Linked DNA regions of Mus musculus: region 2 is linked to region 1. A link is a loop called in an ENCODE intact Hi-C map of the cell type or tissue named here. Cell type or tissue: left cerebral cortex. All regions are shown on one strand. Links, peaks and the distances in the headings refer to the core of each region. The heading gives the core; the rest is flanking DNA. Region 1 has its middle 17 kb from the start of Gm36227. Region 2 holds the start of Gm35940 (a long non-coding RNA gene).

The links. Hi-C counts contacts between places; a loop is a spot of excess contacts. Peaks named below come from ENCODE experiments on the same cell type or tissue, not always from the same donor. Only the 100,000 strongest peaks of a DNase experiment are listed, where the experiment ranks them.
Region 2: a loop joins it to region 1, with 2.2 times the contacts of the local background. A loop is called at or near these places in 3 of 42 quality-filtered maps.

The regions. Positions count from the first base shown.
Region 1 is chr9:41,930,942-41,942,314 of GRCm38, forward strand. No RefSeq gene overlaps it. Among named protein-coding and RNA genes, the nearest start is that of Gm36227, 17 kb to the left of the region's middle. In left cerebral cortex, for the core only: no CTCF peak of the experiment used is centred there; DNase peaks (open chromatin) are centred at 1,475, 4,620, 5,363, 5,842 and 1 more place; H3K4me3 peaks cover 1,191 bases; H3K27ac peaks cover 928 bases.
Region 2 is chr9:41,799,812-41,811,184 of GRCm38, forward strand. It overlaps Gm35940 (a long non-coding RNA gene), which reads left to right and starts at 5,823. Exons shown (of 3, transcript XR_379298.3): 1 at 5,823-6,071. It overlaps LOC115486408 (a long non-coding RNA gene), which reads right to left and starts at 5,872. Exons shown (of 2, transcript XR_870663.1): 1 at 5,752-5,872; 2 at 3,348-4,165. In left cerebral cortex, for the core only: no CTCF peak of the experiment used is centred there; DNase peaks (open chromatin) are centred at 4,069, 5,343, 8,445 and 9,151.

The sequences.
Region 1 (11,373 bases), core at 1,430-9,429:
GGACTGGTGGCACTCACCAGACACAGGAGAAAAACAGATGACAGCCTTAGTGTACTGTACATAAGAGAAATGAATTTGGCTTAGCATGGCATGCTAGGGTGATGTGCACATGCAGAAAAAATGAAGATGTGAGAACGTTAAACACAACGTGACCGCAATTGCATCTGCATTTTCAAGTAATTGAGGATAAGTATAGAAATACTTTTGAGACCTGTATACTAACAACTACTGTGCAAAAGCATTGTTGAGAGAAACTAGAGAAAGCTCAAATGCCAACATGTGCCTTGCTCATGGATGAAACTGGAATGTTAATATAAAAGTCTCTCTCAAATGAATCTCTATTATCAAAATAATTTAATTGAAAATATTAATTATTGATGGGTTTGATAAATTAATTAATGTTGTACTTTTATTCTATGTGTGAGTAGTAGTATGTATGTATGTATGTATGTATGTATGTATGTATGTATGTATGTATGTGTACCAGGTGCTTGCATGGTGTATGAAGAGGCCAGAAGAAGATGTCAGATCACCTGGAACTGGAATTACAGCAGGGTGTTAGCAGCCTGATGTGGGTGTTGGGAACTGAACCTGAGTTCTCTGAGAAAAACAGCAAGTGGTATTAAACGCAGAGCCATCTCTCCAGACCCTTGACCATCAAATTTAACTATTTACGTGGAAATACAAAGGATTGGCGATGCAGTAACATCGTTCTGGATAAAGCACAAGTTAGAGGACTATGCTGTCTGATCTTAGGATCACTAGAAAGCTTACTAAACATCAGGGTGTGGTGTTGGCGAGCAGACAGTGATCCAGTTTGGGGGTGGGAGTGGTGTTGGGATTCATCCACATGTAGTCAGTTGAGTTTTCAGCATTTTAGAAAGTTAACACACAGTTGAACTGCCAAGGATAAAAGCGGGAAAAATAATTTTAAACAATGATGCTAAAAAACAAAAACAAAAACAAAAAAAAAATGACTGGTTCCCTAGTAAAAAGAACTATAAGTCTCCACTTTCACTCCACGTTGAACATAGAAGGCAACTCAAGATGGGTCGTTATTTTCAACCCAAAGTTTATAGCTATAAAGCCCCTGGAAGGAAGTGGAAGAAGAAAACGTATCCAAAGGATAAAAATTCCATACAAATTAAAATCGTCTGTTCTGCTCCTTGAAAGATACTGTTAAGGAAATAAAAAAAGGAAAGCTATAAATCAGGATGGAGGAGGGCAAAGTGTTGTTTTATTGAGATTTGTATCCAAAGTGAAAAGCTTTTACATCTTGGCAATGAAGGATGAAGAGGAGCAGGAAGAGAAACAGGAAGAGGAACAAAGTAGCAGCCAACATAGACACCCAGCAGATGGAGGTATGACCAGTGTGCACAGGAAAAGATCACCTCATTAGTAAATGTGGAAATGAAAGTTAAATGCACAATGAATCATCACTACATACGGGCTGAGTCTTGGCGAGTAGGCAGAATCACGGGAATGCTTATTTGATTCCATAGGAGAATAAAATGGGACTTCGGGAAAATGTGTTAGAGACACACTGATGTACACGAAGACCTAATGATGCCACACTTCCAATCTTACTCCACCCTTACACAGAGTCTCATACAGAAATGTTTGATGTTGACTTAACAGCCCCAAACTGGAGATAAACCAAATGCCTCTCTATAGTTAGATGACAGCATGGCATGGGCATTCTGGACAAATGAGTACTTCTCGATGCTGAAAAATCTCAAAAACCTTATGCCAAATAGAAATATTCCCCAAACAAATGGTACTGACCTCATGATTCTGTTTATGTGAAATTCTACAGCAGCCAGCACCATAGCAATGATTGTACTCATGAAGGGACAGAGGACAGACCAAGGGGTGCTGGGGACTTGCAAAGGGACACAGCAGATGACAGGAATGGTCATGTCTTTCTTTATTTTGGTAGTGCTTTGTAAGAGTACACACACTAATCAAAGTTCATCAAAATATACATCTAAATGAACTGTGTGTGTGCATGTGTGTGCAAGTGTGTATGTGTGTGTGTGTGTGTGTGTGTGTGTGTGTATGTACATGTAGAAGTCACAGATCAAACTCCCATGTCTTCTTCAAGTGTTTTGCCTATTTCTTTTCCTGAGACAGGCTTTCTCTATGAAGCCCTGGCTATCCTGGAACTCACTATGTAGAGCAGGCTGGCCTCGAACTCACAGAGATCCATTGGCCTCTGACTCCTGAGTGCTGGGATTGGAGGTGTGCACCACCATACCTAGCTTCTGCCTTATTTTCTTGAGATGTGCTCTCTCCCTAGCCCTGGAACTCACCCATTTAGTGAGACTGAAAGAGCAGCGAGCTCCAGGATTCTCCTGTCTCCCCACCCCTGATTCCCACCCTAAGAGCTGTGATTTCGGACATGCACCGCTGTCCCCAGCTCTTGTCCTTGTTGGCTTTAAGGAATCAAACTCAGGAGCTCACGCTACTGTGGCAAACGCTTTACCAAATGAGCCGTCCTCCCAGACTTGCGTGAGTTCATTTCGTGCACATCACGGATATGTGACTCATATCTCAGTAACACTGACTTTAGATAATCAAAGGAGACGGTGTAAATTGGATTTAAACACTGACTTTGCCTTATTCCACATTTTTCTGTAGCAATAAATCTTGGTCATCAAAACATTTGGTGGCACACGGTTGGAAGACATTCTGATGCTGACAAATGTTTCAGTATCTACCATGCCCTAGGCATTTGTGACCATGACAAAGAAAGCACCACGTCCTGTTCTTAGGGCGCAGTGCTTTAAGGGAGCCGGTGTTTGTTATTGAGCAGTACAGTCTGCGCTCTTATGGGGAAAGGGTCTGAGCAGCCCCGAGATCCTCTGAAAGGGAGCTTGGCTGAGTCCAAATGAGAAAGAAGGGAACTTTGGGATGGATGTACCCAGCGGAAGGGTGTGTATCACATTACAAAGCCGCTGTAGAAGAGGGAAACATTTTTTTCAAGGAAATGAAGGAAATTTAGTGTGCTGAAGCCCTAAGAAAAATGAGACAGAGTATGAAAGGCAGGAAGCCAGGTCCAGGCCACCGAGGAGCCCTAAGCAGGAGCTGCACGTACTGATCTGAGGCTGCTTGAGAAAACTGGCATCTTGTCCTCGGCTGCTGGCAGTGGGGAAGGGAGAGGGGGACCTCTGAAACATACGTGGCAACAGCCAAAGTTCTTCATGACTGATCGGGGGTGAAGGATAGGGCATCCACCATGTGTCCAAAATGGCAGTCAAACTTCTGGCCTGGACAACTCTTCTGACAAAAGCATTCTTTATTTAAAGAGTAGTAATACCGCCAAGAAGTGAAACAGAAGGACGGAGAAGATGAGGGATCTATGACTCCACCTTACTGGGGGGCTGTAGGCAATAATAGTGGGGCTCATCAAAACCTACAAGAGGATGAGAAGTCAAAAGCAAAAACATGAGGAGGAAGCGGGGCCCAGAACAGAGCCCAGGGGGAAACCAACTTTTAAAATCTCAATTTCTCTGTCTCTGTCTGATTCTGCCTCTCTCTGTCTCTCCGTGTGTGTGTGTGTGTGTGTGTGTGTGTGTGTGTGTGTGTGTGTGTGTGTGTATGTGTGTGCATAATGTCATTTTGGTGTGTGTGTTCATGTGTTAGAATGCAGGCACACTTGTGGAGTTAAAGGAAAACCTTGCGTTGTTAGTTTGTTTGGGACAGGGTCATTTGCTCGATGCTCTGTGTGACAGGGCTCATGAGCTTTCCCGGGAATTCTTCTATCTCAGATCCTCATCTTGCAGTGGGGGCACTGAGGTCAGACACATACCCACTGAGCCATCACTCCTGCTCAGAAAACCAACTCTTAAAGCCTAGCCAGAAGAATCCTGTCCCAGGAAGGACAATAAGGACAAGGAACCAGGCTGGGGGGGAGGGGGGAGGGGGGATTCAGAAACAAGTTATACTACAGAGGCCCCGGGTGGTGTGGGGACATAAACCTTCGAGGTAGGAATATCACCCCAACCCAGGGTTGCTGCCCAGTACCAAGGAGGGTATCATGCTGGCACTGGCATGACTGAGTTCTGTGGAAGCCATACCCCACCCCACCCCTGCATACCTGCAACACCTCCCTCTGTCACTAACAATGACATTGGGGAGGAGACAGGATCCCACAGCTTTAGACCTCCCTGCCCAAGAAAGATGCAACAGAAGACCCCGCTGTGGGGCTCCTTCCCCTGGTGACTTTTTCACTGAGCTGAACGACCACCTGTTTCTCCCAAATATCAGAGCATCATCCAAATTCTCTGCACTGTGCGCTGGGATGCTTTCGAGCCTGGGTCTCTTTCTTGGATCCCAGGAAAACAGGCTGAAACCCTGGTAGGTAGATAAAAAGACACGGATTGCCTAGAGCCCCTCAGGCCACTCGGTGATTCCTCCCGCACCCGCCATGGCAGCAGTTGAGCAAGAACATTAGTGTAACCTGTGTGGGGGAGTGACTATGAGCTTACCGACTCTACCTCCTTCCGAAGAGCAAGCTCCCACAAACCCTTTTCCCTCCTCCACCTAGTCCCTTCGCTGGCATGGTTCTCTTTCCTACGCAGAATTTATGCAGTTACTCGCTTTCACAAGCACCCAGGCAGGCTGTCTGGAGGCACCACCTGCTGCCAAGGCTATGGCTGAGGAGATCAGCAAACACTATCAGGGAGCCAGGCACCCAGTGGACCTATTTTCTGCTCCTTCAGCCAAGCACCCCCTGTAGCCGACTCCTGGGGCCCTTGCCAGATCCTGCCACGCATAGATCCTGCAGGGGAGAGCAAGAGACTGAGCACAGGGTCTTCCCTGGCTGCGCCCCTGCACGTGCACGCGGGCAGGTGTCCCTCCCCTCCCCCTTCGATTCCTGCGCAGGGCTGTGGTCCTTTGTGTCTGAGTCTCCTCGCGCGCGTCTGCTCTAGACTGGGTGGGGTGGGGGAAGCCGGAAGCGGCGTCTGGGACTTGAAAAATGCCTAGAAGGGTGGACCTTTCCATTCACAGCCCCGACCCCCTCCAGGGCCTCCATCCCCCTCCCCCATCATCCTCCTGCAAGCCCACACCACATCACCTCACCTCTCTTTCTCAGTTTCCTCTCCCCCACCCCCCGCCCCCGCCCAGGTCATCTGGATGTCATTGTCCCTGTGGTGGTTCCCCAGCTACGAGTTTGCATTCGCTGCCCCCACGTGTACGGAACTAAACGCACTAAAGCACCCCCACTCTGCATACCCTATACAACTTCACTTCCGGGGAAGACTCTCCAGGTACCTCATTCCCTGGCTCCATGATCCTCATAAAGAATGGCTTCTTTATCCCCAAAGAGTAATGAAAGGGGCCTAGGGGATATTTAACAAGAGCAGGGGGCACCGCCAGGAAGGGGACTACGTTTTTTTTGTGTTGAACAGTGGGTGGATGTGCTGCCTTGTGAGGCTTGGGCCAATTTCGTCCTTTCCTTAAGAATATAGGAGAGCAGTCTAATTCCCCTCCGCTCCTCTAAACGCAGACTTGGGAGGGGTGTGTGTGGACGGCTATACAGTGAACCCCATTAAAATGTTTTCCTTTTATTTAGCTTCAAAAGCTGTTACTTCATTCGATAACAGCATATATATATATATATATATATATATATATATATATATATATATGTATGTATGTATGCTGAAAAAGATCAGCAAAAACCTAGGACATTGTTGCTTTAAGAATCTAGACGAAAACACCTTAAATGAACTCTGCAGCAGACAGTTGAAGGGGGAAAAAAAAAAGCCCTTCTCTGGCCCTTGCTGCTTTTTGCCATTATTCATGATGTAATTTTTCAGGTGTTAGTTTGGCAGAGAAAGATTGGAACTGGGCTTGTTGCTAGGACATGAATGAAGAAGAGGAATCTCATTGGTTCCCCAGTACTTGTCTGGAGCCAATGAGATGGAAGGGGATGGAGTTGGGAGGGAGGCCACCAGGAAAAAAAAACAGAGAGAGAGAGAGAGAGAGAGAGAGAGAGAGAGAGAGAGAGAGAGAGAGAGAGGGAGGGAGGGAGGGAGGGAGGGAGGGAGGGAGGGAGGGAGGGAGGGAGGGAGGGAGGGAGGGAGGGAGAGAGAGAGAGAGAGAGAGAGAGAGAGAGAGAGAGAGAGAGGGAGGGAGGGAGGGAGGGAGGGAGGGAGGGAGAGAGAGAGAGAGAGAGAGAGGGAGGGAGGGAGGGAGGGAGGGAGAGAGAGAGAGAGAGAGAGAGAGAGAGAGAGAGAGGAGAGAGAGAGAGAGAGAGAGAGAGAGAGAGAGAGAGAGAGAGAGAGAGAGAGAGAGAGAGAGAACACTTCGGCCAGACTATTAATGCTTTGCTATGTTAAAATGAAGTGGAATACTGTGAAGGTGGGGTATTTTAGAGTATCTTAGGGTGTGGATGGTCAGTGGTGCCCAATGGACCAAGGCTGAAAAAATAAGCATTTAAGAGGCAGCTTTGTGTCGACTACCCTGGGTTTTTCTAATAATTCATTGTCATTGCCAGTCTGGAGCAAGATGCAAGCAAGGCCTCCTATGTTTAACACCCTTAACCCGCTGCCACACACCGTCTGGGGTCTGCAATGATGCTAAAGCTGGAGGCAGGAATGCTGGTGCACAGGCGCTGGGATTTTTCCTCTAGTCTTGACTAAGTGAACCCCAAATAACCTTCTGCTGTGTAAGTGAACCGGCTCTTGGTGTGAACTGGGACTCAACATGTTATCTGCCCAAGGCATTGGAACAGGCTCCCATCACACATTGCCATGGGCATCTCAGTGGGTAACAAGATCTGGCCCAGCCAAACCCCCAGTTCCAATGCCTTCCACATGGCCGAACACTGCAGCAAAGAATGTCACTGGGTTTCCTGACCAGCGGTATAAAATGGTCACCCACTTAAGCATTTTGAGCCCCAGGCTCCTGGCTAGCACAGTAAGTGACTCTGGGTGCCAATCATGCCTGGTTGCTTGATTTTGAGCAGTTCTTTGCAAGTAGGGAGGAAGAGGTGTACTGAGCCTGCAAGGCCCCGTCTTTTCCTCCGGGAGTTCTACAGGGCCTAACAAACACTGCTGCTTACCATCACCTATTGTCTGAGCTGCAGCTGTATCCCACACCTTTTTCTTTAATAACTGGGCAGGGCTTTGAGCTGAGTGATTTGAAACACACACAATAAATTGACTTCTATTGGGTTATAGACCAGGCTGGTTTATTTACACCCTGGAGGAGGCTCAACCTCTGCCAGATTCCTGACTTCAGAGATTTTGTGGCTGCCGTCCAGCAACATAAAAGGATTTTTCCTTGTAACCGGAGCACTTCCTAAAACCACAGGCAGTTTCAATCAATTACCATCTCTGGATGCAATACAAAAATTTTAAGGGACTCAAAAGGACCAGGACTGTTTTTGACCACAAGTCTTTCTGGATCCATAGCAGGAATTGATTTGATATTGATTTTTTTTCCTCCTTGTCTGTTCCTGGGTCCTCCCCTGTTGCTGCAGATTTAGGAGGATAGAGGGTGGTGCACGGATAGAAAACAGGAAGAGGTGAGACAAGAAAGATTTCTAAACAGGCCTTCTTTTTCTGTCAACCTAACAAAGCGGAGGCTCTGTTCACGTAGCTCCATGTGCGGACCCTAATTGTCACCCTTCAGGTGACAGGTACCATGTGAGCCTCAGTTCAAAGCCAAAGTCAAAGCTGAATAAACCTGATTTCAGACAGCCGGCATTTCAAAATAAAAGTTTGCAGCCTGAGCCTCAAATGGAAGTCTTCCTGCAGTCTCCAGGAGTCTGATAGAGTGCAGCACGGGGCAGGCTGCACACACCATTGTTCTCAGTTCTCATAAAACCCAACTCCCTGGCAGAGTTAGCGGTCCTGTCCTAACTGAGCAGAGCCCCCAGGACCGGGGCCAGGGGTGTAACATGCAAAGAAAAGATGCCACAGGCTGCAAGGGGAAGTTCAAAGCCATGCAGCTGCCAAGGAGAGGAAGGGGAGTCTTAAAGGAAAGAAGGGAGTCCCTCTATGTTTCAATGTGTAGATGAATTGGGTATTATTTTATATTTAATGGAGGAACTGGCTGACAATCCTAAGACCTAAACTCTCTTTAGTGAATTTAAACATGAAGAGAAGGATATGGCTTGCTTGGTAGAGTGCTTGCCAAGCAGGGGTGAAGCCTGGGTTCCATCTCAAACCACCTCACAAACTGGATGTAGTGCACCAGCCGGGAAGTCTAGCAATGGGAAGGTGGGAGGGAAAGATTCTGAAGTTCAAGGCCATCCTCAGCTACCCAGCAAGTCCGAGGTCAGACTGAACGACATGAAGCAGTCAGTCTCTAAAGGGTCAGTCAGTAAGGAGAAGAGCCCTGAAGCCAGTCGAACAAGCAGTTAAGCCACACAGGTTCATTCCAAGCCAGCGCCAACGCCCAGCCTCTAAACATCCAATGTGTGTGTCATTAACGCTGCTGTATAAAAGCATTGTCCTTCCTTCATGCAAAAAAAAAAAAAAAAAAAACTTACAGAATCCCACACAGATGAAGAGGTCTGCTTAGTGATGCCTAGAGAGCCTGGGCCAGGACCAAACTGGGACACTGCATTTAAGCGAGGAAGGGAGCCTTCACCAACAGTCTTCAGAAATGGCCACATTTGCATTGCCACTGTGTGAACTACAAGCTAATTATGCTTTGTTGTAAGGGAAGCAAATTATACTGATTGTACAATAAAAGCTATTGTCGGTCCCATCATGACTCTGAAAGATGCAAAAATATTGACTGGCTCTAAATAGCATTTTACTTTTCTCCCTATAGACAGCAATTTTTAAGGCATGGAATGACCAAAGATGGCTCTGTTAAGCAGTCATTGGGCAAAAGTGTGTCAAGAGAAGCAGGAGGTATGAACAGGACAGATAGTGTCTGTGAGTGACCAAGGAAGAGTTTGTGTGTGTGTGTGTGTGTGTGTGTATTCTTAAAATTCCCCACAGTACCTACAACAACAATAATATAATGAAGCCCACTGACATCTCTCAAAAGAAGGTGATTAATTAAAGTAATTAGGCTCCACTGAATTATTAAAATATGAAGTCTTCTGCAGGATGACCAAAAAAAAAAAAGCGCCAGACCATTTTTGCTGTTCAAAAATTAAAACCATATTCTGGTTCATTAGCTAAGACGGGAACTCACACGTTTTAGCCTACAATCTTATTCACAGATGCGTAAGTGTCTAATATTTCACACCTTTGTAATGGCTCTTATATAAAAAAAAAAAGAAAAGAAAAGAGAGGAAAAGAAAGAGAAACAACATCCTGACTTCAATTATTTCATCACTCACAGAGAAAAGGAGAGCTTTTGAAAGAAAGGCAAGGAGTCTGTGGGGTTTGTTTTGAAAATGTCCTCAGGCTTTGAAAGGACAGGTGTGTCGGGCACAGGACTAGACTCAGGCTGGGGACAGGGAAGGACAAAGAGGCATTGCTCAAAACATTCCTCAGTTGTCTTTGCTAAATGAAGCTGACTGATGCCTGATTTAGAAACCCTAGCCATATCGCAGGGCCCCATCTAACCCTCTCTCTGAAACCTACGCCTTTCAGACATAGCTATCTGCTTCCAAGTCAAGTTCTCACTTGGCTTAACCCTGCCTGGAGCACACTTGATTACTTAATGGCCCGTGGCCTCTTCTTCTGCTGTGCAGAGAACTGAGTTCCAACTCGTCTGCTTCGCTCTCCCAGAGTTCACCCTTGGCCCGGCACCAGCTATGGCTCCCCTGCTCTGAAACCTTCCACCTCCTCTTCTGCCTTCAGAGCAAATGGTCTTCGTGACCTTCTGGCATCGGCCCTCGCTGAATCCTCCAATGGGTGTTTAATGCACCCACTAGAGAAAACACCAATTCTGTCACACATTATCATGGCTTTGGGTCACTAAACTTGGCTTAGAAAAGGTCTGGACAAAAGACTATGAGCTAGTACACATGAAGGGTGCCTGGGCCTAGTATCTGCATGCTCCTTCAGATATCACTACCTTAGGATGGTTGTTTTTCTGTTTCATTTCATTTTCTGTTTTTTAATCATGTGCTCTGTGCCTCAAGCAAACTTCCCACTGTTTTGTTGACGCCTCTTCACCAATATGCCATTGTTCAAGAGCCTATCAAAACCTACCAATCCTTGCCTTCGCTGAAACAACATGGTCTACAAAACTCTTTCCCAGACTCAGCCCTGCTCATTGACTCCTAGAGCCCTGTGTTTTGCACTGAAGTTTTGAAAAGAGATGGAGGGTAGCGGCCACATCTCTCTTTGTATCCACCTCACGTTCATAGCAGAAACCGTTAGTGTCCGATATTATCCAACTTCCACTGCACGACCTTGGAGTCACGTGACTAGTTGAAATGGATGGACTGTGAACAGTGGTGACAGCTGAGAGACAATGTCCTTCATCCGGCCTTCTCTTCCCGTCTTTGACAACCAGGGAACTCACATTGGAAAGTTCAGATCTAAGATGGCATCCACGCCGTCCTTTGTAAGGGTTCCAAGTGACACATGGAACAAAGAAGTCCCAACAACCCTTGCTATGTGTGTTACCTGAGCAAGAAAGAAGCATTTTGTTGTACTAATGCTTTACATGTAGAGCTGTTACTTTAGTATAACCTTGTTTATACTGATGTAATAGCCAACTTTACAATAAAAACAAACAAAAAGCAAAACGAACAAACAAAAAGAGGACCACAGGACGTATCAAATATTCAAACCCTGAATAGGTGATATAAAAAAAAAACCTCAAGAGATGTATACTTTAAAAAAAAATAAAATAAAAAAGCAGAGTCTCTGACTGGCCTCACCAAAATAGACAAATAGGCTAGGCTTGCTAGCCAGTAAGACCTATAGGTCTACCCACCTCTGCCTTTGAATAACAGACTCTTTTATTAACGTGTATGATTATCTGTTTTGCCCAATCTAATTCCAAGCATTTGATTTTGACTATTTAACTATAGTGCAAACCCTTCAAGGGCTTTCTCAGTTGTTCACAGAGCCATCTCCAGCAGCTCTGAGCATGGATTTAGTCAGACCTGTTGGTTAGTAAAGAGTCATGCTTGGTTCAACGGTTCACTCTGTATTCAGTTTGTATCAGAGCTTTTGTTGTACAGTAACACCTCTCTTATAAAGAAGAAAGCATAATGAACATATTTCTAAACTTGAGTTTTAACGTTCCCCTCCCCTACCGACTCTAAAGATCCCAACAGACACCAAATAGGTAGTGATGGAGTTGAAGGCCTGTTCTCAGAGCAGTTTTCTGCCATCTTCATCCCAGATAGATGAACCAGGTGATGCATGCTACACACACCTTCTACCATCAGAGAAGCTCTTTCAATAGTCAGAACCTTAAAACCTTAAAATTCAAGTC
Region 2 (11,373 bases), core at 1,693-9,692, 130 kb before region 1:
AAGGGCACATGTTGAAGAAAGAATAGCCTTTTTGTTTAAGTGGTATGAGAGAATTGTGTACTCATACAGAGAATAAGACTGGACACCTACCTCTCAGGGGTGAAACTTAAGACTTAAGGCTGCTTGGAGGAAATAGAGGAACAGCAACAGGGCATTAGAATGTGTGAAGGTTTTCTGGGCAAGATCCCTGAAGCATTAGAACCAGAAACAAAAATGGGAGAATGGGATTACATCCAGCTTAAAGTTTCCACACTGCCAGCAGTCACCAGCATGTAGAGGCAACTTCAGAATGAAGAAAAAACTTGCAAACCATTTACCTGACAATCAAGATCCAGAATATCTAAGGACTCCAATAATTCAGGGGAAAAATGCAAACTAACCCACTTAAAAGTGTAACTTTCTAAGCATATGCCAATGGCCAACAAGTATATATAAAGAAAGGCTCAATATTACTACTCATTGTGGAAATACAAATCAAACCACAGTAAAAAAAAAATAGCCATTATATAAGTGGCTTTTTAAAAACATGCATTGGTGTTTTGCCTGCATGTATGCCTTTGTGAGGGTCCCCTAGAACTGGAATTATAGACAGTTGTGAGCTGCCGAATGGGTGTTGGGAATTGAACTTGGGTCCTCTGGAATAGCAGCCAATGCTCTTAACCACTGAGCCATCTCTCCATCCCACTATTACTTAAAAACAAAAGCTAATAAGTATTAGTAAAGATGTGGAGGAAGAATATTTGCATACTTGAGGAAAACACAAATTACAAGAATTATGGTTAATAGCATGGACTCCCCACCCCACCCCCAAAAAATGAGTATATGATCTGTTAGTTCTACTCCTGACTAATGGCCCAAGGAAATGAAATCAGGATATGAGCAAGACAACGTCATACCTATGTTGTCTGAAACATTATTAACCATAAACAAGATGGAAATAAAGTGGGGCTTGGTGGCGCATGCCTTTAATCCCAACACTTGGGAGGCAGAAGAAGGCTGATTTCTGAGTTTGAGGCCAGCCTGGTCTACAGAGTGAGTTCCAGGACAGCCAGGGCTACACAGAGAAACCCTGTCTTGAAAAAAACAAAAGAAAAAAAAAGAAAGAAAGAAAGAAAGAAAGAAAGAAAGAAAGAAAGAAAGAAAGAAAGAAAGAAAGAAAGAAAGAAAGAAAGAAAGGAAGAAAGGAAGAAAGGAAGAAAGGAAGAAAGGAACAAAGGAAGAAAGAAAGAAAGAAAGAAAGAAAGAAAGAAAGAAAGAAAGAAAGAAAGAAAAAATGGAGAATGGTTGATTAATTGGTACTAAGTCACATTTAGATGAGTGTAAGTTCTTGTTTGCACAGTACGTACTATTATTGCACAGTAGGGTGACTAGGAGAAATAATTTTGAATTATCATGATGAAATAACAAACCTATGTATATTTCAAACATGCATGGCTTCTAATTAGCATTGCTACATTATATATGATTTTTAAAGTAAACATTTAAAAATATGATTTTCAAACCTATCTGTTCTTGTGCATTGTTATATACAAAAATTATCTCTTCCTTGAACTCATTTGGAAACTACTTCAGCCTAAGGCTTATGGGTTGGGGAGGTAGGAAACTCCTTCATCTACAGCAAATCATCTAACATCTGCACGTTGAAGTCGTGGAGGGAGAGGAAGAAGAAAGAAGGGCTAAAATGTGAAGAAACATGGCTGAAAAGTCTCATATTTAGCAAACTACACAAACCTGTGACTCAATAAGTTGCATGAACGCCAAACAAAATAAATACAAAGCACTCTTGTCAAGACATATCGTAATCAATCATCTGAAACCTAAACACAAAGAAAAATCTGGGGATTAGAGAGAGACTGTGCATTACTAGCAAGAGAAAAACAATTTAAACAACAGCAAATTTCTCCTACAAAATCCTGGAAGCCACAAGGAAACACAAGCTCAGAGAGAAGAGCTGGCATTCAAGAACCCCAGTAAAATACCCTGCAGGAAGAAAAAGGAAAGACCGCCTTAGGTGAATGAAAGCAAGGGGAATCTGTGGTCAGTAGCATCACTGAGAGACCAGCTGATGAAGTTCTTCTTATAAGAGTGGAGGGAAATTTCAGAATCTGGAATGAAGGAGGAGCGCCCTGGGTGGTAACACATAGGTGTTAGACTGTCCCCACCACTGGACTGTACAGTATCATTTTATATATAAAAACAAAATAATAACCTTTTCACAAAGTTACCAATGTACTAGTTAAGCTGACTGTACTGTAAGAGGGAGATGGGAATGGAAGCTGAGGATTTAGGCAATCACAATTTGAGGTAGACTATTTGAAGTGGAAAAATGCTGATAGCAATTAATTGAGGGAAAAGCAACAGTGGATGCCTATTGTAATCCCTAGAGTAGACATCACAAACTATGAAAAATGTGTATAAAAATAAATAGAAACTCATTTCTAAAAATGGGTTGAATACATGAAAATGGGGAAATGGAAGAATGAACAGGAAAGCATAGGGCATAAACGAAAATAATATTAAACCAAAAATGTCAAAAGAGTCAATCCTAATAGGTGTGTAAATTTAGAAGTAAATCGTATAGCTCTGGGGATGCTGCTCAGTGGTAGAGCACTTGCCTAGCAAGTCCAAGGACTTGACTTCCATTCCCAGCACCAAATGCATGTAGATTTATACAGATACCAACCAAAAGCTAAAATAGCAAAATAGGTTAGAAGAAAGAAAACATCCTCAATCCAAGGGCATGCTCGTCACCACAAAAACCAAAACCAACAACAACAACAGAACCAAAAAAACAAAAAAGCAAAAAACTAAAAACCCAACACCCAAAACCAAAACCAAATAACAACAACAGCAAAACAAAACAAAACACCAAAAAAACCTAAAAACCCAACACCTTTAAACATAATTATATTAGGAGATTAAAAAAATAATGACAGGGCCTGGGAAGTGACACTTGAGCAAGCATAAGGACCAGGGTCGGGATCTCCAAGTCCCGGTGCTAGGTAAGCATCGAAATCTACCATCATAATTCCAGCCTCCTCAAAGACGATCCAGAGCAAGCTTACTAACAAGACTAGCCAGGCAAGCTCTGGGTTGGAGTGAGAGACATCTTACTGATTAAGGTAGAAGACCAATGGAAGACTGTCCCCATATCAATCCCAGACCTCCATACACATCCACATGCATATACACCCACCACCCCATAGTCATACACTCATGTAAACATGCATTCACATACACTCACCACACACACACACACACACACACACACACACACATGCACATGCACAGGCGCGCGTGCATGAAAAAAGAAAAGAAAATTAAGTAAAATATCAAGCAAACGCTAATCAAAAGAAGGCTAAAATAGCTTTATTAGTATCAATCAAGATAGAATTCAAATCAAAGAAAATTGCTAGATTCAATGAAGGACATTATACATTCATAAAATGACCAATTCCTAATGGTGATAAAGCAAGCTTAAACGTGGCTGCATTGCAAAAACAGACCTGCCTGCAGATTATAGTGGCTGTGCTTTTAATTAGTCAAGAAGCAATAAAGTCCTCAGTGTCCACAATGCTACAAAAACAAAAACTAACTCAAAATCAATCACACATAAGTATGAAAACTTAGAGGACCGTTTTCAAACGCTGGAAGTTGGGCATGGTGCCTCCCTTCTGTAATCACAGTACCTGAGAAGCTAAGAAGGATTGCCTTACATCTCAGGCCAGCCTGAACTAATCAGTGAGATAGCCTGGGCTACAGCAGGAGATGTTGTCCCAGGAAACAAACAAATGCACACAGTTCGTTCTTTGTTTTAGATGTTATAAAGTTATGATATTACAATAGTTACATAGGATGAATATAATCTTATTTTAAGATGAGAAAAACTGAAGTTCAAAGAACTGATTTTCCTGAGTCCTAGAGCTGGTGAATATTACAAACGAGATTCGACTGAGGACTTCCTGGGGCAGACACAATGGCTTTTTCTTTCTTACGATGATGACTTCTTCTATAGACTTCATTTCCCAGCTTCCTTTGTAACTGCACCTGGCCACGTGACAAGTTGTTATCCAATGAAGCGTTAGCATTTTACTGCAGACTTGGTCTTACTGGGATGCATTATGTCTCCCTCCTGCTTGCTGTTGACTAGGTGAGTCTTCTGCGACTAGAACAAAAGCATGGATCTCAGATCATTAAGCAGAAGCCAGAAGTTCCAGAAAGACATTAAAATAACACCGACTTGTATTGACTTATGAAGCTATCACTTTTTTTTTGAATGAATCATTTTGAGTCACTCTGCTGACTCCAAATGCATGTGGACTTCAAAGCTTCTTTTTTATTTATTTATTTTTTTTTACTATTATTTGTGTGATCTCTTAAGCACCATGATGTTGCACTTTGTGTGGTACACACACACTACAGCATACAGCATACCTTTTCAACTGTGTTCAAGCAATTCAGATTCATAACTCTCCTCAAGCCATGCAGTGTCTACTATACAGTGGAAATCCACCAGAATTATAAATGCATTAACTCACAAATGTGAGAATCGATATTTCAAATAATCTAGGAGACCAATGTGCACCCCGCACTGGCCTCCAGGTGCTACCCATCACTCGTGTCAGCACACCGGTGTCAGCTTTGAAGAATTGCATATTGACTTAGTATTGACCCCGGAAAAACAGAGCAGAGAGCGGAAGTTGCCTCAGAAAAAAAGAAAAAAAAAAACAAACTGCCAGGTTTGCTTCTGTTAGCCCAGCTCTGAAAGCGTCTAAAAGAGGGACATTTTAGCGTCTAAAAAGTGTCTATGTTCTCCTGCCTTGCCAGAAGTCCTGACATGAACCTTCAAGACATTACCCAAATCACACAAAAGCTCACTAACTCTCCTTCCAGCATTTACACACAAAACAGAAGAGGCTTCAGCCACCTAATCACTCACAGAGAAGCAAATTCCCCTCACTGTCTATGCGCCTGTGTAAAAAGGGGGTTGGGGTGGAGGGTGGCGTCAAATAAGCCTGTCCCAGTCCATCCAGCAAAAAGGCCACTGAGAAAAGCAAGCCTTGGCTTTTGGAGCCCACAGTGAGGCAGTTAGGGAAACGGCTCTGTGTGGAGGAGGAAGAGGAGACTGAGTTCTGGGATACAGGGTTGAAGGTCACGGCAGTCCTTTGGAAATTCCTATGGCATGTGAGCTCTTCAAAACCTCAGCTAATAGAATGTTTCTTTTTCAAAAGAAGGCAGATGTAGATAGGCACCCACATCTGGAAAGAAAAGGCACAAGGCTGTGCCAGGCACAGAATTAAGCTGGTATTTGTGTTTGTATCATGGCAATTGGCTTTGGCTTCTCGTTTTGCATAATCTCCTCTATGGAGAGGAGAGTAATTTCCCTTCAGTTCATAGCCTGATGCCTGCAGAGGACAGAGAGGAAGTCTCTGCATTTTATGAAAGAGAAAATCACCAGCGTCCCTTTTGTTCCCTTCGGCGGGATTTGGACGGATTACGTATACTTAAAAGGGAAGGCAGCTTTTAACCTTAAAAAAAAAAGTGGGAGAGGGAGAAAGAAAAGAAAAAGGTTGGGGTGGGGGGAGGGAGAAAGAAAACTCGCTGCATTAACACAGTGCATTGGCATGTTACTAAATCTAAGGCATTTTGAAGGATAATTTCTCAGACTTTATCCAAAACATGAAACAAATTCTTCAAGCATAAACTGCCAAGCTCATCGACTTGTTCAGATCCCCATAATGTGGGTCTCACCAAACTGCGCTCTGTGATTGGCTGTTTAACACTTCCAGGCTGGTGGAGGTGGTGGGCAAGGGATGTGCCGAGGGAGCTGCTCGACGAGCCTGGTGTGTTGGCCTCTCTCAGAAGATCAGACTTCTGGAATCGATTTGGGCCCAGAATTGCATTACCGAAGGAATGCGGACTATGTGCAAGCCTTGACGGCTTGTGAACCACACTTCCTGAAGCTGGCCACAAGCCAGCACCGAGACCATCAGCATCTTAAAAATGAATTCTTTATGAGACAAAGAACAAGCCACCCAATTTCTGAAATCACTGAAGTGGAAAGCTTGTCTGTAAGTAACCTAAAACTGGTCAACACTTAGACTCCTTTGTATTTTGAGTATATGGGAGGGATCAAATGTCACTCCCAAAATGCCTTTTCCTTTCCACAGGCAGGCATTGTGAGGCCCCGGGTAGCCTGGGATTATTATCTGACTGAAACTAAATTGCTCTGGTTAGACATCTGTTATTCTGTCGAAAATATTGCCAAATGACTGCACCAAAATCAGGCAAATAGGATGAAGTGTGTTAAGGAAGGGTAAGGGTCCTGTCTCTCCCAGTCTGGACATGATGAGGCGACTCTCCAGGAAGGATTTCCGAAACTCCACACAACGTGATTGCTGGAAGGGGTGTCTTACAGGCTCCTATAGGAACAGTAAGCTGTGCAGCCATGATTAGAAACAAAAGAGAGCATTCCAGCACAGACAAGAGATAGGATGCTGCTCAGAAGCCAAAGCCAGTAATGGTAGCTGTGGGTGTACATGGCACCACCACAGAAATGCCAGCTCAAGAGGATCGTGAGACCAGGCAGGACACAAGGAAAGTCATGAGGGGTTTAAGGCTGCATTCCTCTTATGGTTATGTATAGTTGATGCTCTGTGAGGCAACGAGTCGAGTCGTTTCTACCTGATATCCTTCAGGCTACATCATTTCTTTTGTCTCAGGTTTGAGTCCTTTCCTTCAAAGTCAAAGTTACAACACCCTAGAACTAACACGTGCTTTTGGCTCACAAAGGTCAATTCTGGCTCTCAAATTCAACCACCTCATAGAGTTCACCAGGCTAAATAGTTTGCCTTTCTTTGCAAAGAGAGAACTAAGTCTTCTGAAGTAAGAGATGCATAGAGACTTGTGGGTCCGATTCTGTCCTAAGTAACTCAACACGGATTGTCCAGCATTCTGCAGACAAGCCCAAGGCCTTCATTCTTCCTTCCTCATACCACGGGACCTTATAGCAGAGTTTCTTGAACACTTCCTACTCACTAGCCTCCTCCACTGGATGAAACATTTACATAACCCTAAGTATGTAAGTGTATAAGATAGATCTACAGATCAAATATATTTACTGATAAATCATAAAGAAAATTGTTTTAAAACAATTCTTTGTTATCCACATAATTGTAGCATTATTAAAGATGGAAGAAAACTGATGATATAAATGTGTCTCTTTATTTTTATATAAACAGTTAAATCATGCTCGAATAGTTGATACTATGGGATGTTCAGCATCTTCAATGTTTTTCAGAGTTGATCTATATTTTGACTTTATGATTATCAATGCTGAAAATCTGCTTCACAAAAACATATAGACTAAAGCAGAAATAAATTTAGGAGTATTTCAGAAACTGCTGGCAAATATCCAAATCCCAAGCCAAAATCCATTGGGTAACTTTTTATGAGACTGAAGGCAGCAACTCAAAAACCAAACATTCACACAGTACAATCCAGGGATACACAAACTTGATACAAACATGGTGAGAAACAATGCTCAAGAAACATTAAAAATCTTTATTTGCATGAATTAATTCATCATGTTTCCATAAGATCAGAAAATGTTGCTTGAGTATCAAAAACTCTGCAGTGCATAGCATGCAATAGCCTCAAATATGGAAGAGGTACTGCAGGCAGCCGTCGCTGGTGCTCGGTGGTGTGACACCCTGTGCAAGTATGACATTGTGTGCAAAGTGAATACGTTGTGTGTTTAGGACCAAGTCTGCAGTGAAGTCATGTGATACAGTACAGGCAAACTCTGCAAGAAACACCTCAGGTTCACCATAGGGTTGGTTTTAAATTAATTTTGATGGTTATGTGCTTGAGAGCCGTACATCACTGCTAAAATTTTCTGATCCCCACATTCAGCTACACCCATGTTTTAAGAAGCTAAAGGCCTGATGTGGTGGTTTGAAGAGACGGGTTTGAAGATCTTATATTTGAACGTGTAGACATCAAGGAGTGGCACTATTTGAAAGGATTAGGAGGTGTGGCCTAATTGAAGGAAGTGTGTCACTGGAGATGGGCCTAGTTGCTCTGTCTTCCTGCTGCCTGTGGATCCACACGTGAAGTTCATAGCTTCATTTCCAGCACCATGAATACCTGTGTGCTGTCATGCTTCTACCATGATAATGGATGAAACCTCTGAACTGTAATTTCAGTTAAGTGTGTGTGTGTGTGTGTGCATGTGTGTATACATGTGCATATATGAATGCCCATGGCCATCCTGTCTTTTCACAGCAATAGAGCACTAAGAAAGAAGACCATAATATTGAGGTTTTACCTTCAATGTAATTTTTCATGCCTACTTCTCACTGAATCACTATAAAGAAGCCAAAGAAAAATCTTCCTGAGCAGTGCCTGCCTTAATTTTCTTACTGTAAGAATCACACACCTACTCAGCCCATCTGTCATTATAGCAATGTTAAAAAGTGACATTCTTAAGGTGTAACAATGAAGATTTAAGTGAGGCCCATGTTTCCAAGTGAAGCCCTAATGTTTGATTCAGATCCAGTGATTTGAATCAAAATATTTCCATGGGAACCTGCAGCCAGCCTGAAATACTTACTCCCAAATTGAATAAATCTTTTTTTTAATAAGTTCTGGGTTTTGTTTGTTTATTTTTTATTTGCTCTCTAAACCAATACAATGAACTGAAAGACAGTTTTAAAAACAATACTGACACATGCAGATAAAAGCTGTCCTTTCTAAACAGTATTTAAACAATAAAATTAAATTTCTTTGAGCATCAATTCCCTGAGCTGTAGACAGTGTCTAGTACAATGGAGAACAAATGGATGAGTGAATGAATGAAAAAAAAACTTTGTTTAAATGAAAGATTTATAAGATCTGAAGAGAAAGCAGACTATGAAAGACTTTCAAAACTTGTGTTCAGTGGCCAGTGATGAACTGATCAATAAGAAAGAGCCAGAAATGGTAACACATGAAGCTGGGAAACTCACAAAGTCTATCTTAAGATAGCATTAAGAAGAATACTGAAGGAAGAAGTCAGCCTATTGGGTCAGAAGATCAGGGTCACCAGAATTGTTATCATAGACTACCACAAACTGATTCAACTAATTTTCCGCTGAGCAATGCATTCCAGGGCTTTTGAAAGTCCCCACACTTCACAGCATGCTTCCCCAGCAGGAAGGGCCCCTTAAACATAATTTGATTCAGTCCATGTGTTTAGAAGAAAAAGGCAAAGACCCAAAGCAGTGGTGTAGCATGCCCGAGGTCACACAGTTATGTAGCCACCCACTCAATGTTCCTTCCAGGGCACCATGGTACCATGCTAAGAGTTCGTGGAAGGGATGGAAAGCCAGGATAGTGAAAAGCAGGATTCTAGACACAGAAGAGCTACTTAAGAAAGGATGGGCTCTAAGGATTCAGAGTGAGTGGGGAAAAACAGGAAAGAATGTAAAACATTGATGTAAAGGAGCCTCAAGACTCCCCGCAGAGCAAGAGGGACACAAGAACTTGGTTGATAAACATATGGAGAAGGAACATGGCTATAAATCCAGTTGGGACACTTCCTTTTCAAAGGATCTGTCCCAAACACAGCAATGTCACAGGAATGCAGGCTGCTTTGCTGTTGGCTGGAAGAAAGAGAAAGTGGCTTGAGCCACGCCTCATAGCAAGCATTTCCGAGTGAGATTCCATCATCCCAAGCGGTGCCAGAACCACCAAACCACCAAGGACCATGGGGAAATGACTGGCTACTCTGATCCAAGCAGAACCAAAGGATTGAGATGTTCCAGGAGTTGCTTTTAAAGAAAGTTTTCCCCTGCCCTACTGAGAAGAGAAAACCCATGAAGAAGGGAGAAATGGAGCTGTGTTACAATTCATCAGTAAAGCAGGAGAGCGAGAAAGGCAGGAACAAGGCGGCTTATATACTTTCCATAGCATGAAAACCTGTGGGCCTGGAAGGGAATGCAATGAGAACTTTTGACATAGACAGCCAAGATTTGGCTGCTGGACTGTTGGAATAGCTGCAGACACAGGGAAGAGTGAAACATGCAGCCTCCTAAGGGCTGGCATAAGAACATAGCCCGGACAAGAAGACAGGCAGCCAAAAGCCTAATTGCCTTAAAGTTCAGGTCGAGCCTGGAGACCCAGTGCTAGAACTTTGCCCAAATGAGGGAAATGGGGCTTCTGTCTAATGAACTCAATCAGGCAGATGGACCCTCTCACTTTCTACACTGTGTTCAGACTGTCGGAGATCAAGATAAACCACGGTCGCTCTGAAACAGTCCTTTCTCCTTTGCTCTGCCTGTCAATGGCCTCATAACCTTCAGACCTTTTTGAATGTTCTGTAGGAGCAAGCCGAGAATGATTGGACAACCAGTTGTTTTGTTCTGTTTTGTTTTTTGTTTTTAATGCATGTAGTGACTTCTTGAGGATTCTAATTAGGAGATGATAAACATGTAGGACCTTAGATCAAGTGTGTGAAGCATCAAGCCGCCTTCCATCACTACACTCTGCACACACACAAAGCAACAACTAAGGTGTTGAAAGAGACAATTGTGCCACACTGGCATGACTTTTATGTACATAAACTGACTATACCCTTAATTTCACCATTATATGGAAGGGGAAACTTAGAGATTAGAAGATTTAAATTCTTCCTTGGGTTATATAGTCATGCCAATCCGGTTTATCAACGTTGAACCACTTTACTATTTGCCATGTCTCCCTCAGCCTTTTAAGGCAATAAATGCTACACTTTAAATATATATTTATGTATATACACACACACACATATATATGTATATATGTGTGTATATATATATGTGTGTATATATAATCTACATTATAGTTATATATTGATGAAGTGGAACAAATACCTGGGATGAAGTAACAGTCTGGAAAACCAGATTCTCATCAGAACTGGGGCACTTAATGCTGGGGATGGACAGTATTTAAAATCTCTCGCCCTGCTTGTCTGCTTCCACATAAAGCCATAATGCTTCACCTCAGAGATGCATTCCATCTCCCACAGATTGATTCGGACAGAGCCAGTGTCATTAATTAATTAAGAGAACGCATTTTTCTGACCATCACACTCTACTGACAGGATAATTCTTTCATCTTCATGTGGAGGGACCAGTAAGACAGCAAGCACTTCTGTGTCTAAGTCTCAGGGTCCCGCACCTGCGACCTTTGCCTCTATGATGTCACTTTCCATCGTTCAGGACCTCCGTGTCTCTCCTCCCAACTCTTTGATAACATTTCTCAGAATCACTTTATAACCAGAGCACAATTAAAGAAGCGGATCTTGTGGCAACGATGATCAGTTCTGTATGCCCACACCTAAAAGTTCTCTTT